Linked DNA regions of Homo sapiens: all the other regions are linked to region 1. The links are chromatin contacts, found by Hi-C or POLR2A ChIA-PET in ENCODE. All regions are on one chromosome and are shown on one strand. Each heading gives the region's core, a stretch centred on a gene start or an enhancer-like site at or near the end of the contact. The rest is flanking DNA. Distances are from core to core; before and after follow the strand shown. Region 1 holds the start of NEK2 (NIMA related kinase 2). Region 2 has its middle 13 kb from the start of LINC01740. Region 3 holds the start of ATF3 (activating transcription factor 3).

Region 1 (3,437 bases), core at 844-3,343:
TAGGCTGGAGTGCAGTGGTGTGATCTCCACTCACTGCAACCTCTGCCACCTGGGTTCAAGCGATTCTTCTGCCTCAGCCTCCCGAGTAGCTGGGATTACAGGTGCCTGCCATTGTGTCTAATTTTTGTATTTTTAGTAGAGACGGGGTTCACCATGTTGGCCGGGCTGATCTTGAACTCCTGACCTCGTAATCCACCCGCCTTGACCTCCCAACGTGCTGGGATTACAGGTGTGAGCCACCGTGCCCGGCCAGGGCTCTGTCTTATACAGTTTCATGTTGCTATAATAGGATGCCACAGACTGGACAATTTATAAACAATAGTTTATTTGGCTCACGGTTCTGGAAGCTAGGAAGTCCAAGATCAAGGGGTAGCATCTGGCAGCAGCCTTTTCTCTGGGTCATAAAATAGCAGAAGGCATCACATGGTAAGAGAAACAGCAAGGGAAAGCCAAACTCATTTTTATAACCAACCGACTCTCAAGATAACCCACTCCTGTGATTACGTTAATCCATTCGTGAGGGGTAGCCCTCATAACCCAATCAATTTAAAGGTCTCACCTCTTAACACTTTTGCATTAAGAATAGTTTCCAACACATGAACTTTGGGGGATACATTCAAACCACAGCAAGCTCTATGGATACCAATCTGTAAGAGGCACAAAAATAAAAAAATGATGCTAATTAACACAGCCACTTGCAGTGCCTTACATAACTTTTGAAACCTAAATTGGTCCTATTCCCCTGAGGTAAGACAGTGCCCTTGAATGTTAATTTAAAAATTCTCCTGGTTGGCAATTCCAATTATCTTATGTTATATTCAGGGCATGTAATAAGTCCCTTATTTTTACATAAAGAGCTTTTAAATTCTTATTAATAGAAAATCAGGTGTCTTTTAATCCTTTGCTGAACAGATATTTAAAGAAAACTGGCCTGTTCATGCATTTCCAAATTATTAGCTTTCTGGTAATTTACATATTCCTCTAACAAGCCCTGGATGGAGGCCTCTAAGTCCTCCTTCCCTGGTAAACATGGGGCTGTTCATTTGGCTGGGTAAGCTGAGAACGTTGGTGTGTGGGTGCGTAAAAGAGAATCTGTGTTCAATGAAGTATTGTCGATAGGGTTAATTGTGTATTTGGCACACATAAACGGGACAAGACGTGTAAAGTACTTGGTAGGAGAGCGACAGTATTTCTCCTTTTTTTTTTTTTTTTGGAGACTGGGTGTCACTCTGTCGCCCAGGCTGGAGTGCAGTGGCGCACGGCTCACTGTAACCTCTGCCTCCCAGGTTCAAGCAATTCCTCATGCCTCAGCCTCCCAAGAAGCTGGGATTACAGGCCTGCAACCCCATGCTCTGTTACTTTTTTTTTTTTTTTTTTCATTTTTAGTAGAGACGGGGTTTCGCCATGTTGGCCAGGCTGGTCTTGAACTCTTGGCCTCGAGCAATCCGCCCGCCTCGGCCTCCCAAAGTGCTAGGATTATAGGCGTGAGCCACAGCGCCCGGCCTAATTTTCGTATTTTCAGTAGAGACGAGGTTTGCCCTGTTGCCCAGGCTGGTCTGAACTCCTGGGCTCAAGCGACCCACCCACCTCGGCTTCCCAAAGTGCTAGGGTTACGGGCGAGCGTGAGTCACCGCGCCCACCCGGGAGTCTGTATTTCTAATTTGTATTCAGCTCTCAGCATATCCTCAACGTGACCCCACCCAGGTTCAGGGTACTGGAACCTGAGCGAGGAATGCGTGTGCCGGGGAGAGTAGGTAGTGTGAGGGGCCAGAGTGCAAAGGTCAGAAGGCATCTGGTGGAAGCGGTGTGCAAAGAAGCCTGAGGGGAGGACCTTAGATCTCGGTTACCTTGGCGATCTCTATCAGAGGGTTAGAGTTGCCGAGAGGCGCCAGCTGCCGCTTCCTCTCTCCCGCCCTCCGTTTGGCTTAGCTCGCCGGGTTCTCCCACAGGTTAAAAGCAGACGCCGACGCGGTTGCCTAGTGACACTTTTCCCAAAATGCCTAGGGTATTGTTGTGTTCTTCTTAGCCAATGAGAGAGGCGAAGCGGCCCACCGCCTGCCAATAGACTGCGAGATCAGGGCCCGCGACGGTTAAACGGGGCCCAAGGCAGGGGTGGCGGGTCAGTGCTGCTCGGGGGCTTCTCCATCCAGGTCCCTGGAGTTCCTGGTCCCTGGAGCTCCGCACTTGGCGGCGCAACCTGCGTGAGGCAGCGCGACTCTGGCGACTGGCCGGCCATGCCTTCCCGGGCTGAGGACTATGAAGTGTTGTACACCATTGGCACAGGCTCCTACGGCCGCTGCCAGAAGATCCGGAGGAAGAGTGATGGCAAGGTGAGCGTGGGACCTACCCTGCGCCTGCCCCTGCTTAGGTTTCGTCGCCTCGGGGCGAGCGCCCTGCGCCACCGAAGGGAACCGACAGGGCTGAGGAAATGGGTGCCCGGAAGACTAAACCGTCTTTCCTGGGTCTGCATCTGACAGCCTGTCCTGGGTGGCTTAAAGGATGGGAGACCGCTTCTTTTGATATATGTATTTCCATCTTTTCCCGTTTCTCTCCCCATTTCTCTCTTTCTCCTGCTTTGGCTTGCTAAGGACCTTCCATTGGTGACAGGTAACTAATTCCTGAGCTGTTTTTAGAGCTCTAAGAGTGGCCCTCTCAGGCACAAGAAAGGGGCAGGACTACCAGAACCCGAAGCTTTGTATCTGCAGTCAGACTCCCTCAAAATATCCATTATTAGGATTATTGGATTCATATTTCCCAATGTATATAGGTAGAACTTTTACAGAAAGTAACATTGGACAGGAAACTGCCTGGCTGCTGATGGAGGGATCTTTACCAAGGTGTCTCATCCTGGGAAAACACGACTGGGGTGGAATGGGGCAGGGACTTTGACCACCTTCACCCCAATTTTGACTATAGTACCTTTTAGCCAACTTCCCACTAACCAACTGAGGGTAGGGGTTGGGGGAGTCCTCATGTGCCTCATTCCCGTTTGTCTCCCCACAACATACATTTACTGCTTAGAACTGGAGGAAGATTATGGAAGTAAACTCACAGCTCCTTAAGTTCATTGAACTAAATTAGATAATGACCTTGATTGTAGGATATAATTAAAAGGGAGGTAATTTGTTAAATCTTGGAACTTTCATTCTTTGTTTTTGAGCATAATGAGTTCATTCATACCTTGGAAATTCTTATTTCAGATATTAGTTTGGAAAGAACTTGACTATGGCTCCATGACAGAAGCTGAGAAACAGATGCTTGTTTCTGAAGTGAATTTGCTTCGTGAACTGAAACATCCAAACATCGTTCGTTACTATGATCGGATTATTGACCGGACCAATACAACACTGTACATTGTAATGGAATATTGTGAAGGAGGGGATCTGGCTAGTGTAATTACAAAGGGAACCAAGGAAAGGTAAGCATAATCTTTTAAA
Region 2 (3,666 bases), core at 508-3,007, 880 kb before region 1:
AGCACACACAAGGTGTTTGGTCACAGGCACTAGGAAACCTGTAAGAACAGGAAGAACAGCGGGCAATGCTTCTATCAGCATGAGGGGCAGGAGCTGGGGACACCAAGGAGAGAGCTTGCTGGTGGCTGGAGACTGGGGAGGGGAGAGGAGTCAGCTCTAAATATCTCCCAGAAGTGAGCTGGAGGCGGAAGGTGCTTCTGGTACACCTGACATGTGTAGCCTGAAGAGGTGGCTGCAATATTTAGCCAAGTACCAGTAGTGATTGTCAGATGTAACAGTGACAGTGGCTCACTCACTTTGCTCCATTTCCAGAACACGGTCACCATCATTTTGCTCAAAATTTTGAGAAGTTGTTGTTGTTTCTAATTTGTTTTTGGCACAAGCATGCTGTTCCGATAGGAAACTTTCTGTTGTTTTATGCTCGAGCGGGGACGATGAAAGAGGAGATAACCAAGTGTTTCTTCTGCACTTGGGCAGATCTGGTCGCTGGTAGGCCAGGTGAGGACTCTTTAAGTAGAAATGGCCTCTCGAGTTTCCAGAAAGGAAACACAGAGTCAAGGGTGGGTCTGGCAGGGCTGGGACGAAGGGGAGCCAAGTGGGGTGCCTAAGGTGTAAAACTGAAGGCGGCGCTCATGGTCAGGCCCTGCAAGCACAGGGTGGGCGCCTGATGCGATGCCTCCTCATACACCTTCTCATGGCTGGGCCCTGAGGCCGACCACCTCCATCTCTGGAGATCTGGTCTGGCGCCGGTTACCTGCTGAAAGGCACTGAGATTGTGTTCCAAGTGGAAAAGTTGGTTCCAGCGGACTCACATGCATAGAATAAGACACACATTTCACAGCCCACCTTCATCACCAAAACCATGGACTTCGGAGTCTGATGACCTGGGACTGACTTCCAGCTCGCCATTCATTAGCTGTGTGACCCAGGGAAACGCTTAATCGTGTGCCTCGATTTCCGTCCTCATCAGTAAAATGGGGAGGACTCAGAGAAGAGGACTAAACGACAAGGGGATGGAGGATCATGAAAACACCTGGCACAGAGCAAACCTCAGTAAATTGTGAGTTCCCTGTGAGGCCCTGATGTTGTTTACGATCACGTGTTGGCCAGGGATCCTGGCCTCTGGAAACTTCCATTGGCAACATTAGCACAGTAGGAGGGTTTGGAGATCAGTCCACGAATTTACCACCCAGCGAAATTAACTGGTTTCTAGTCACACCACTAATGACAGTTTAGACACAGTCAAAACGGTGATAAATGGACCTAGTTGGCCCAAGCTGATGGATTCATAAATAAATATTTAAACCACAGCCTTTCTCTGACAGCAGAGGCATCAGAGAGCAGAGACGCTATAAGCAAAGAGTTAAGGAGTCAAGGGCCATAGAAAACTCTTCCTGACACTTGGTTCAGGCTCAGAGGGCAACTGAGATGTCCATCTGGTTAACCAAAGAGGGCTTCCAGGAGGAGGTTCTGGGACTTCAAAGAGCCTCCAACTAGGCTCAGTTGTTCTTCCGTTTTCATCATCATCTCAACAGTCAACTCTCTTAAAGTATAACACGGTACAAGATGGGCTCTCAGTCTGCAGGTGAGTGAGTGGAGTCGTTTCCCCAGATGTTTCACGATCCCAGGCCTGGTCCCTTTAAGGCATCGAAACTCAGAACATTCTATCAGCTGCCTCGGCCTCCCCGTGGCGCGCTTACGTCACCCTTCGGGGAAGCGGCTGACGTCAGCGCGTTCTTGGCGAGTGGGGCGGGGCCGGTGACTCACCCGGACCGCGCCCCTTGCTCCCCGCCCCCGCCGGGCCGCGCGCACGTGAGCGCGCGCTGCGCGGGTTGCTAATTTTAGCTCCGGCGGCTTCCCTGGGGTCCCGTGAGGTGAAGGGGAGTGGAGGGGACGAGGCGGGCAAGGAGCGTGGCTCTCCTCGTTCCTTCCTGCCCCGCCGTGGGTTTTCCTCGAGGACCGGGCCCGGCCCGAGGGGTGGGGGCCCGCGGGCGACTCGAGGTGCTGGAACGCGGGCGCTTACCGAGGCGAGAACCTAGGGGGTCTCCCCGCGTGGAAACCCCGCCCCTCCCTCGGCCTTGGACACAGTCGGCGCTCAATAAATGAATCGAAGTTTCTTCCTGGACGGCGACCCTGGGCTTTCGGGAGAAAGCCAGAGGGGCAGGGTTCTGGAAGGTTCCCTGGCGGCTGGGGTGCGGTGCGGGCTGAAATCCGAGCAGGAGCTGGGCGCGGCCCTCGGGGACCGACTATGGGGGACGGCGCCGCGGGAGTGGGGCAAGTGCGGGCCTGGACCCTTGGGGCCACCGCGTCAGCAGTCGGCGGGGCCGTGGGAGGGACGGTGCCCGCCCGCTGTGAAGGGCGGTGGCCCTTCTAGGGTCAGGCCAAGCGCAGAGGCCTGAAGGTCACCGGGTGAGGAGCCAGCGCGGGTGCCTCAGAAGCCAAGCGCCCCGTCCCGAGCCCTGCGCGAACCAGTATGACCTTCCAGGAACCAGATGAGAGCTGCGTTTTCAAGAAGCAGTGCCAGACACCTTGGGAAATCGACACTCTCCTGTCCTTGGGTGGGGGTGGGGGTCCTGGAAAGAAGCTCCGTCAGCGTAAAGTGAACTCTTAGCTTTGACTTTGCAGAGGGATCCGTTGTGTCACAGTGACCCGCATTCCTGTCATTGGTGTGGTGTGTTTCACAGCCATTGCCTCCCTAGGTAGATTGTAAAACGGCGTTCGTAGAGCCTTTGACCTCATAATATTATGTTGGAAATTACACGATAGTAAACATAATGATAAATGGGGAATGTTAAATGGTAGTATGGGAACATTTTCTAATGGTTGCATCCTTAAAATTTTCTGTTTCAAGTTTTTAAAGGCTATAGCCTTAAAAAAAGCTGACTGTAGGAAAATGGTGGAAAGAGTCGTGGAATAAAGGTAGCTTTGGGGATTATGACGTGAATAAATGACAGAAATTAGTATGTGTCATTTTCCTTTGTTTTCCAAAAATACCACAATGTCCTTTGTAAATTGGAAGTTTTTCAGATGTGCATGTGGAAGCTGCAAGATTTTTAGGGCTTTATATCCATCTTAAAACTGGTTTTAAAGGATTGGCAATTACAATCTAATACTGGTATTTGTAGCAAATACATCCAGAGGTAGGCATACTGGTTTTTTAATATTGTTATATGGCAACAAAGGTCTCTTTGTCCTAATTTGTAGGACAAAGTTGCAACCACATTTTCCTCAATGTAATGCTTATGGGGGGAGGGTCTTAAATTGATTTGAAAGCAGGTTGTATTAGGATTCTCCAGAGAAACAGTACCAATAGGATATACAGGCATACCTCATTTTATTGTGTCTCACTTTATTGCACTTTGCAGATAATGTGTTATTTACAAATTGGTACCGTTGGTACCGTTTTTTCCAACAGCATGTGCTCACTTTATGTCTGTCAGCATTTTTTTAGCAAGAAAATATGTTTAAATGAAGGTGTGTACTTTTTTTAAAGTCATAATGCTGTTGCACACTTAAGACTACAGTGTAGTGTAAACATAACATATATGCACTGAGAAACCAACAAATTTGTGTGGATCCCTTTACTGTGATATTTACTTTACTGCAGTGGTCTTGAACCAAACCTGCAATATCTCTGAGGCATGCCTGTGTGTGCACATATATGAT
Region 3 (3,688 bases), core at 1,094-3,593, 930 kb before region 1:
ATGTCCTTCCTCCTCCCCTGGCTGGGTAAACACTCGAAGCCACTGGCCCTGTCCCATGCCCAGCCAATTTTAAAAAGGAAGGAATCATGGACTCTATCTAATGGAAATCACACCCTCTCAATATTAGAATCATCTAGGTCAGATTCTCATTTCATAATGAGTACATTGGTCCAGGGAGGTAAAAATGACTTGCCTGAGGTCATAAAGCTGGTGAGTGGCCCAGCCCATGCCAAGCTGCTGAACACCCACCGACTGCTCATTTTGCTCCATCACCAATAGGTATCGACCGCCTCAAGGGATCAACCAACAAGGCAACCAGAGAACAGAGCCATTAGCCAGGTAGATAAGGGGTCAAGAGTCCTGGCACCTGGTACCAATCACAGAGGAGACTTTGACAGGACTGAGATAGGGAGGGGCTATCGAAGAAAACGGCCATGGAGAAAAAGGAATTCTATAATGGCTAAAGGGCAAGGAGGAAGAGAGAGAGAAAAAGAAGGCTCCCATCACTGCCACAGATGCTGGGTGCTGTATCTTATCCCCACTGCGGGCGTGGGGTGCTGCCTTCTTTGCTGTCTCTGAAACCATTCCGACAGTAACTGCAATCCTCACCCCATCCCATCTTTGCCCAGGATATCCTCAAAGCAGGAGCCTGTATGTTGTAGCATTATTCTACAACCAATGCTAACTGCAAAACAATGGGGACAGTAATACCAATTTTTTGCCTTCACTTTAAGTTACAGAGACAGAAACTTCGAACAGAAGATATGACTGTCACCTACAACGAAAGGGGTACACTGAGAGAACATCCAGATTTTCTGGCTCTCCTTTTCTTTCTGGGTTCATCAAGGATTTAGTAACTATTTTATTTGTAAGAAAGCATATGTGACCTATGCAATGAAATTAGGGAAAAGAAAATGTTTAGGAGGAAAGGAAGTAGATGAGAAATGAAAATGGGAGTGGGGGGAGCAGAGAAGGAGAACGAATCCAGTGGAAAGAAAGCTGGTGAGGGAAAAGATGCCCTGCAGAAAAGTCCCCTTTCCCCCACTGTCTGGACACTGGTGAATGACATTAGATAGAGACCCACCCCATTCAAGTCCCCTCACTGGCTCCTTTTCTCCCCACTACACCACTCCAAAATCTGAAAATCTCCAGACAGAAAGGACCTTAGTAGTTATCTGGTCCAACCACTGCATTGTGCCCTCCAACACGCAGAGGGGGCCGGTACTGCCCATGTGCCCTTATTTCCCGGCTCCGCATACTGAGGCCCAACGACATCGATTGCAGTGTAAGCGCTCAGAGTCCTGGCACTAGACCACAAAGCCATTCTCTCAAATATCTGCACAAGTGGCTCCACACCCTCGCTTCCCCGCCACGGTGGGTCTCCCGCGGACCCGCCGAAGGAAAAGCCAGAGTGAGAGTCCCAGGTGTGTGGGAGTCCCGGGCTCGGGGTCCGGACACCAGCCGTTGCCGGGAGCCCTCCCCGTCTTCCGCCCCGGGACAGCGCGACACCAGCGCTCGCCACTTCCAAGCTTATCCCAGCTAACTTTTTCTCGGGGTTGCCTTCACGGTCCTGCCGCCAGTGCTGCGGGGTACCCAGGGCGACCCCCAGCGGCCGCGCCCGGGACGCCTCCCGCCCTCTCGCCCCTTCCCCATTCATTCCTCTCGGCGCGTGGGGCAGCCCTCCCGCAAGCCTCCGGCCTTCGTGCCTCTCTGCGCCCCCCCCCCCCCACCCGGGAAGGATCGGCTCCCACAGTGCCGTGTCTCGAAGCGAGGGATGGAGCGGGACGGCGAGCGAGGCAGCCTCGGACACCCCAACGCACCCGCCCACCCACCTTACGCCCTCTCCCAGCCGGGCAAGCCAGCGCCGTCGGCGGAGAGAAGCGGCGCTCGAGGCTGGCGGCAGAGTGGACGCCCGACCTCCGTCACCAGGAACCTTTCGCGCCCCAAGTCAAAAGAGAAAGTTAGTTCTTTCGCTTTGCGGGAAACTTTTCGAAGCGCCGAGGAGCAGCGGTGGCTTAGAAGAAGTTTAAGCCAGAGTTATTTCCAAGCCGGAGGCTGGGGGCGCGGATCCGGGGTGGGTCAGGGGTCGGCGGACTGGTTACTTAGAGGGGCGCGAAGGGAATGAAGGCGAGCAGCCCTCGTCGCGCTCACTCCCTCGGCTTCCAGCGCTCACCTCCAGGCTCCGCTCGGGGCGGCCAGGGTCGGGACGGGGTCGGGCGGGCTGTTTGTCTGGCCGGCGGGCGAGCACCGAGGACTCACGGCCGGCGCGCGGGCTGAAGGGTGCGCTCGGGCGGCGGCGAGAGAAGAGAGCTGTGCAGTGCGCGCCTGGCTGCGTGCGACTGTGGCTTGGAGAGCGTTGCATCACCCCTTTTATAGCCCTCAGGCTGGCGGCGCGGTCGTTTACTCCGTGTTGCCAGTCCCAGGCTGACGTAATGCTATTAATAGCTTCCCGGGAGAACCGGCCGAACGGAGCGGAGGAAGGGGGGTGGAGGAGGGGCCAAGGCGGGGCCGAAGGCGGGTGGAGAGAGGGGGCACTGGTGATGCAAGTTCGGGGAGGAGCCAGCCCAGGCGCGTTCCCCCAGCCTCGCTCACTGAGACACACACCAGCCCGCCCTCTCTCTCCATATCAGGACCGGAGCCGCCCGGGATAGCCGCCAGATGTGCGTACTCGCTGCTGCGTGTTCCAGGCATGACCAATGGTGCCCAAGCCAGCGGCATGACTCCACCGCGCTGGCATCTGTCCCTCCGCTAGGTTGAAGAGCGGGGGGGGCGGGGAAGGTGGGGAGGCGGGTCCCGGCCCCAGCCCAGACTAGGTGAGGCTGGGAAGCGGGCACGACCTTTCTCTAAAATGCGTGGTCATTTTCTGGAGCTTCAGGAAAATACCCCCTCCCCCACTGGCCTCCTACTTCTCTAGCAGGGGCGGAGTAGGGGCAGAAGCGTTAGTCTGTGGTGTGGGGAAGGTGTCCAAAGTCACCCTTCGGTGTATCCACGCCGTTACCCGCCGGGTGTGACCTCTGCGGCGGGGACCGCGAGAAGCCCGCCGGTTAACACAAAAGCGGAGGGCAGCCCTCGGCTGGCACCGTGCGCCCGAGCCCGCAGCCCCGGACACTCCACATGGACGCACACGCAGGACAGCTCCGGGCTCCGAAACTAGGGCGAGTGGTAGGACCGTATCGGTTCGATTTTTTTTTTTTTACAATCACAAAGCGTTTGAAATTGACAAGAACATGTCAGTGAAACCAACAAGAGCGTGAAAAGATCGGAGTCCAGGAGGAATCAGAGGCAACCCGGTGGGAGGGTAGGAGGGGGCGGAAGCCAGCGGCCAGGAGGAGGGGGAAAGAGAAGGTGCTTTGGGGTCCGCGAACCTGCCCAGGCCTGGGGGTCGCCCCGCTCTCAGGCAATATTTAGGGAAAACCCATGTTCAGCTTTCACGTGTTCTTCTGCTCCCAGAGCCGATTGGACTGGGACCGGACGGCCCGGAATGGGGACGCAATGACCACAGGCGGAACCCGCAGCAGAAATCCCCTCTGCCCTCAAGCCAGGGTGGCGGGAAAGGCGGGGCCCCGTGGTCCGAGATTCGAGCTGAGACCTCAGCAGAACTGGGTTTGAACCTTAAAAACGATTTCCTGGTTCTTATTCCCCGACCCCAACAATTTCTGCTCAGAGAGCGGCAGAACCAAGGAACCTT

What was found. Hi-C counts contacts between places; a loop is a spot of excess contacts on that map. ChIA-PET counts read pairs that join two places held with the same protein, here RNA polymerase II (POLR2A). Pooled maps may share reads with other maps.
Region 2: a loop to region 1 is called in a map of CD8-positive, alpha-beta T cell, with 8 times the contacts of the local background. The contact joins the enhancer-like site here to the promoter of NEK2 in region 1. A Hi-C loop is called at or near these places in 3 of 168 maps with a recorded cell type or tissue (CD4-positive, alpha-beta T cell, CD8-positive, alpha-beta T cell and naive thymus-derived CD4-positive, alpha-beta T cell), 1 of 37 single-sample maps with no recorded cell type and 10 of 50 pooled maps.
Region 3: a pooled map shows a loop between it and region 1 (5-fold over the local background). The contact joins the promoter of ATF3 here to the promoter of NEK2 in region 1. A Hi-C loop is called at or near these places in 1 of 37 single-sample maps with no recorded cell type and 9 of 50 pooled maps. POLR2A ChIA-PET finds 5 or more read pairs at or near these places in 3 of 52 experiments (Caco-2, H1 and WTC11).

The regions. Positions count from the first base shown.
Region 1 is chr1:211,674,277-211,677,713 of GRCh38, reverse strand. NEK2 (NIMA related kinase 2) reads left to right here and starts at 2,093. Exons shown (of 8, transcript NM_002497.4): 1 at 2,093-2,330; 2 at 3,201-3,418. The coding sequence starts at 2,235. NEK2-DT (NEK2 divergent transcript) reads right to left here and starts at 1,952. Exons shown (of 4, transcript NR_148994.1): 1 at 1,848-1,952; 2 at 560-647. RefSeq lists enhancers at 1,813-2,107, 2,130-2,389.
Region 2 is chr1:212,557,127-212,560,792 of GRCh38, reverse strand. No RefSeq gene overlaps it. Among named protein-coding and RNA genes, the nearest start is that of LINC01740, 13 kb to the right of the region's middle. RefSeq lists enhancers at 1,417-1,556, 2,057-2,186, 1,566-2,303 and a silencer at 1,727-1,996. Within about 2 kb of position 1,757, at least 38 of the 41 ENCODE cell types and tissues checked have a DNase peak (open chromatin) inside an H3K27ac peak, as active enhancers do; they include CD4-positive, alpha-beta T cell and CD8-positive, alpha-beta T cell, where a contact is called at or near this core.
Region 3 is chr1:212,607,416-212,611,103 of GRCh38, reverse strand. It overlaps ATF3 (activating transcription factor 3), which reads right to left and starts at 2,343. Exons shown (of 4, transcript NM_001674.4): 1 at 2,174-2,343. RefSeq lists silencers at 1,522-1,701, 1,712-1,851, 2,472-2,681 and enhancers at 1,962-2,021, 1,760-2,717, 2,718-3,675.